2 separate regions of the Homo sapiens genome follow, and region 2 is linked to region 1. A link is a contact called in ENCODE Hi-C or POLR2A ChIA-PET data. All regions are on one chromosome and are shown on one strand. Each heading gives the region's core, a stretch centred on a gene start or an enhancer-like site at or near the end of the contact. The rest is flanking DNA. Distances are from core to core; before and after follow the strand shown. Region 1 has its middle 90 kb from the start of PARVA. Region 2 has its middle 47 kb from the start of PARVA.

The links. Hi-C counts contacts between places; a loop is a spot of excess contacts on that map. ChIA-PET counts read pairs that join two places held with the same protein, here RNA polymerase II (POLR2A). Pooled maps may share reads with other maps.
Region 2: a loop to region 1 is called in a map of PC-9, with 13 times the contacts of the local background. The contact joins two enhancer-like sites. A Hi-C loop is called at or near these places in 10 of 168 maps with a recorded cell type or tissue (A673, IMR-90, K562 and 6 more) and 17 of 50 pooled maps. POLR2A ChIA-PET finds 5 or more read pairs at or near these places in 6 of 52 experiments (A549, AG04449, AG04450 and 3 more).

The regions. Positions count from the first base shown.
Region 1 is chr11:12,285,779-12,288,462 of GRCh38, forward strand. It overlaps a transcript of MICAL2 not described here. Among named protein-coding and RNA genes, the nearest start is that of PARVA, 90 kb to the right of the region's middle. Within about 2 kb of position 1,338, at least 23 of the 41 ENCODE cell types and tissues checked have a DNase peak (open chromatin) inside an H3K27ac peak, as active enhancers do.
Region 2 is chr11:12,329,191-12,331,874 of GRCh38, forward strand. It overlaps a transcript of MICAL2 not described here. Among named protein-coding and RNA genes, the nearest start is that of PARVA, 47 kb to the right of the region's middle. RefSeq lists an enhancer at 1,280-1,781. Within about 2 kb of position 1,366, at least 3 of the 41 ENCODE cell types and tissues checked have a DNase peak (open chromatin) inside an H3K27ac peak, as active enhancers do.

The DNA of each region.
Region 1 (2,684 bases), core at 88-2,587:
ACTGTTTCTAGACAGAAAGAAAGACAGAGGGCTGGGCTAGCTGGGCCTTGGATTTAGGGTCCTGGATTCAGACCCTCCCTGCGTCCATCTCCCACACCCACATCATGCCCTTGGGCTTCCTTTCCGTTCATGCTTCCTGGCCCTGCCTGTGTGCACATTCAGATGTTCACCGTCCCCATCCTTTCTCTCCAGCAGTGATGGAGGCGCAGGGGCCTGAAGCCTGGGAATGCATCTGCAGGCCTTGCCTGGGAACAGGGAACACGTGGACCCCACTGCCCACTCTCACACCCTAAGTGACCAAGACCTGTTTTTCTTCTGCATGTGATGTTCATTTTGCTCAGCTAATCCTCAAGGCCCAGCTGGCAGAGGGGTCTTCCACAGGAAGTACAGTGTCCCGCAAATATGTTTCCCTTGGAACCAGGCCAAGGGAGGGCCACAGCAATGATGGTCCACAGCCTCAATTAAACCTGGTTTCCAAAGGGTTTGGGGGGCTCTGTGGGGAAAGGGGAGGCAGAGAGTAGAACTTCCTGCAGCTTCCTGGCTTCAATCAGAGCAGCTCCAGTTTTTAATGTATTACATATATGGAACATTGATGGCCCGTGATGACCTTAGCTTTAAATAACTGTTCTGACATGAATGAATATGTGCATGTACGTATGTACACATGCATGTATAAATATGTCTACACATATGCATATACGCATAGATGCATGTAGATGCTCACTGATGATCTTAGTAATGATGGTTCATAATTTGAGGCATTCTCTGAGGGTGGTACCTGTCCCATAGCAGGGTCTCAAATATTTGATGCCAGGTGTGGTGGCTCATGCCTGTAACCCCAGCACTTTGGGAGGCCGAGGTGGGAGGATCACTTGAGCCCAGGAGTTTGAGACCAACCTGGGCAACACAGTGGGACCCTGTCTCTATAAAAAATAAAAATTAAAAAATTATCTGCGTGTCGTGGTGCATGCCTATAGTCCCAGCTACTCGGGAGCCTGAGGTGGGAGTATCATTTGAGCCCGAGAGGTCGAGGGGGCAGTGAGCCATGACCCCACCACTGCACTCCAGCCTGGTGACAAGCAAACAAAAACACAAAAATATTTGATGTGTGAACAAATGAAAAGTTTGGTAGAGTGTGTTGTGGGGACAGCAGTATGGTGTGAGGGAAGGAGAGAGTTCAGTCTATTATAATCATTAGTCTATTGACTTGTGGTAATTGAGCTATAGGAGATAAATTCCTACTTACTCTACACATTTAATGGACTCTTCCTCCCACCCCATCTTCCCTGTCCCTTTCTTTTTCCACAGCAGCTCTGCAACGGGCCAATAGCTTCCAGTCTCCAACCCCAAGCAAATACCAGAACTGGAGGAGAGAATTCTGGTGGAGTGAGTCACTAGCTCTCTGGGGGTGGGAGGCTGGGGCTGGGCAGAAGATCTCTGGTTAATTCTCAGGGGCAGCCGTTCTCATTCCTTACATGGTATCTCTCTGGCATGGCCTCCTGGTTGTCAGAGGCAAGAAATAAAATATAAGCTTGACTTTATTTCCACTGCTGACTAGAGGGAGCCTTTTCCAAGGGACTCAAGATCTTCCCATCCCCCTCCACCCCACCCCTGGCTCAGGAATTATGGAGCCTTAGGATTCTACAGTTTCACCCAGACAGGGCCTTAGCCATCATTGCCTCTAAGCTTTTTGAAATACAGATGAGTAAACTGAGGTTCAGGAACTCTATGATTTGATTCTGTACACTGGAGTGAGACTGGGCCATCAGATTAACGGCCTCACACAAAACAGGATGCTACACACAGACACCCACACATCCACACACACACACATGCACACGCACACACACTCACACCCCTACACATACACACACATACACACCTGCTCCTTTTTCTGAGTCACCCTTGGTCCCAGTGTCCTGGGGAAGAGCAGGGCTGTGGCAGGTGCTGAGGCGGCAGGCCCTGCCAGGGGGCGCAGTGAACACGCACAGTCTCACAGCATCTAGGCAGGCCGGGGATCCAGGGACTGCAGCACTCACTGAGCAGAGTTACCTCCTCAGGCCCTGAGCGAGGGGCAGAGACTCTTCATCCAGTTCCAGGCTCATCGCTGCCTTCCACCTCCCCCCACACCCACTCCCTCTCCAGCCTCACCCTAGGAGAGGAGGACCCAGAAAGGCCTTGGCTTAGACAGGGGTTTCTACCAAGAAACGTTGTTGCAGTTGGAACTGAGCCCTGGTCTTCCTTCCTTCTGAGTCAAGGCTCCCAGCCAGTGAGTCATTCCCCCACCATCCCCAGACGCACCACCGTCACACCAGGTCAGGCTGGGACAGGGGCACCTTGGGAGCAGGACCCAGGGCTGCACTCTTGGGCAGGCCACTTCATCTGAGGACAGCCTAGAGTCACTCCTGAATCCTCTGACAGCCCCCAGCGGCGACAGCAGAGGGCAGAGGAGCTAGCATTGCCACACATGGGTCATCGCCTTTACTGCCCTGCTCTGGCCCTCCCCAAGTCCCTGGAAGCCTGCTGCCCAGGCCCGGACTATATGAGTGTAGGGTCCATCCCAAGGCTTCCAGCCCACTCTACTGTGTGCCACCAGTGTGGGGGATCAGTCCCTCCTCAGGAAGCTCCCAGCCTGGGGTGAGAGCAGGGAGGCTGGTGGGAGACCCTCCCAATAGGGCTGGGTC
Region 2 (2,684 bases), core at 116-2,615, 43 kb after region 1:
AAGATGACCCAAATTTGCTCATTAGAAATAGGCTTATTACAAATATAAAGAGTTTCTTGCTGCCTGGACTGAGAGTCACTGTCCATCTCTACAGCTGCTGTGGGACTTTTGGTAGAATGAACTGCCCTTGTTTGGTGCTTGGTCATATTCCCAGTCCAGAAGGCTCTGGTCCTTGTCTTTGACAATCTGCTGATCTCAGTGAGAGCATTAGAAAAGAAGAGGAAAAACCAGAAAAGCCAGGGCGTGCTTCAGTTTGCCGCCAGCAACACAGGCCAAGAGGTGGCATGGTGGGAAGTGGGGAGCTGTGGGCGCCAATAAGCCAATAAGCCCTGTGTTCAAATTCTATTCCACTCCGCTTAGGCTGAATAGTCCTGGGAAAATCACTTAACCTCTCTGGTCCTAGATTTTTTATCTGAAAAGTGAAGATAATAATCCCCATATTATCAGGTCATTTTGAGAATTAGAAGTGTTGATAGGCAAAGTCTCTACCGGAGTATTGCCTAGGTTGTAGGCATTTAGTAAACACTACTCATATCATTTTACAAAATATTACTAAGTATCCACACACATCTTCTTTTAAAGAATTTGTCTAATTTTTACTGCTTGAAATTTAAATGATAGAAACCAAAATTGTAAAGCATCTTCTGAAAATCTTCCTCATCCCCAAATATGAAAAAAAAAAAAAAAAAAAAAGAAAAGAGAGAGCTAGTTTGAGTTATAGCAAAAGAAATCTGGCCAGCTTGTGATGTTTCGGAGGTGTGCCAAGCCAGACAGAAGATGGATTCCATTCATTCCCTTTATATCCTTGGTAATTTAATTCCCCTGTTAAGTTTATGGGCCTTTTTCCCATGATTGTCCTTGTGTGGGTGACAGATGCAGATCAACAAGGGGCTGGAGACTAAAAGAGTCAAGACGGGAGAGTGGCCTCAAAAGCAACCAAATGGAAGTTTTGCAGACCAGCCACCAAAATTAATATACTCTAACTTGTAATAACATTTGTGCAATAATAATATTCCTTGGTGGTTTAATATTCTATTCAGTCCCTTTAAGAGATTGCCCTGTTGCTTAATGAATGACCAACGCTTATTAGGTTAAGTTGTATTTGAGCTGGCCTGTGCTGCTCCGGTTCAAGTGATTTAATGGGAATTATTTAATAGGTATTATTAGGATAATTAGAAAATGATCACAGTTAGGCAATAATATTGAGCTATAAAGGTTGTGAATAACCAAATTTAGAGACAGACCTGAAAACATGAGTAGTCTGCGACAGTTATGCAAGGCTCCTCTGATAATTATGTAGGCAGCCTGAAAGGGGCTTTTGTTCTGGGAGTTATTCATTAGGCGGGCATTGAATTAGAGGAACATGCGGGGGTGCGGGATGGAGGGCAATGATGGCTGATGAGCAAAATGAGGCTTTGATGAGCTCCTCATTGTCGTGACAACAATTCCTGCTTTCTTTTTTTACAGCAGTCAGAAATAAGCTCTCCCGCCCCCGGGAAGGGTTTTTCCCCATTTTGTCAAGGAAAGGGAAACAAAGGAAAACAAAAATCTAATAATCCACCCCAGATGACAAATCATTATGTTTTGCAGGACGTGGAGAGAGAGAGAGAGAGACAGAGAGAGAGAGAGAGGGAGAGACAGACAGAGAGAGAGAGAGACAGAGAGAGGGGTAGAGAGAGAGAGAGAGAGAGACAGAGAGAGAGAGAGAGAGTGTGTGTGTGTGTGTGTGTGTGTGTGTGTGTCTGTATGTGTGTGTCTGTGTGTGTGATGTCTTTGACAGAGGTAAGAGAGTCCCCTCTTGGTCCTAGCTGCCCAGGTGAAGGACCAGGATATGCAGTAACCTGATTCCTGGGGGCCCTACCACCTTCTGGAAAGAGGCCAAGCCCAGCTCTGCAGCCACTTAGACTCTTATTGGTTGAGGCACTGTTACCTACTGGCTTGTTGCTTGTCAATATGATGATCAGTGTTACATACTAGGGGCATGGAATACCCCAGTCTAGCAAGAGACCACCATTCAAATTTAAATGGTCTGGATAACACAATCTGGGCTTTCTTTCAATACCTGGAATCTGATGAAAACTGAGTAACTTCGAAAGAGAAAGGATTTCTCCCCAGGGGAGGTCGATGAGAATAATTATTCCCTTATAGCTTTACCAGCTTTGGGGAAGATTTACCAGCTAGTTGTCTGCATGGAGCTTCTTGCCTTTTTTGGAGCCAGATGGTTTCTTCTTCCCGGAGATTGAGGGGTTTACCAAGAAAAATTAGGATGCACAAAGTGCCAGCAGGTGGCAGCAGGAGCACACATTATGTGAGAAATGCTAGCGAAAGCCTCTCCAGGACCGGGGAGGTAGCTGAGCTTACACTCCATGGTTTTCACTGCTGCTGAGGACCCGAGGAATAAAAATTCCTGGATAATGTACAGTGAGGTGTCCTGGACAGAGCACAGGCATTAGAATCAGACACTCCTGAGTTTGAATCCCAATGTAGTCCTTATACAATTATTTACTTTTCTGCGAAATTTTCTCATCTGTAAAATTGAATGAATAATACCAACCTCACAGAGGTGGTATGAAGAAAAGATGAAGTGAAATAATGTTAGTAAAGCACCCACAAAAGGGCCTGAAATAAAATAGGTATCCAAAAATATTCCTTCTCTTTTCTTTTATGTCCCTATTATTATAAAA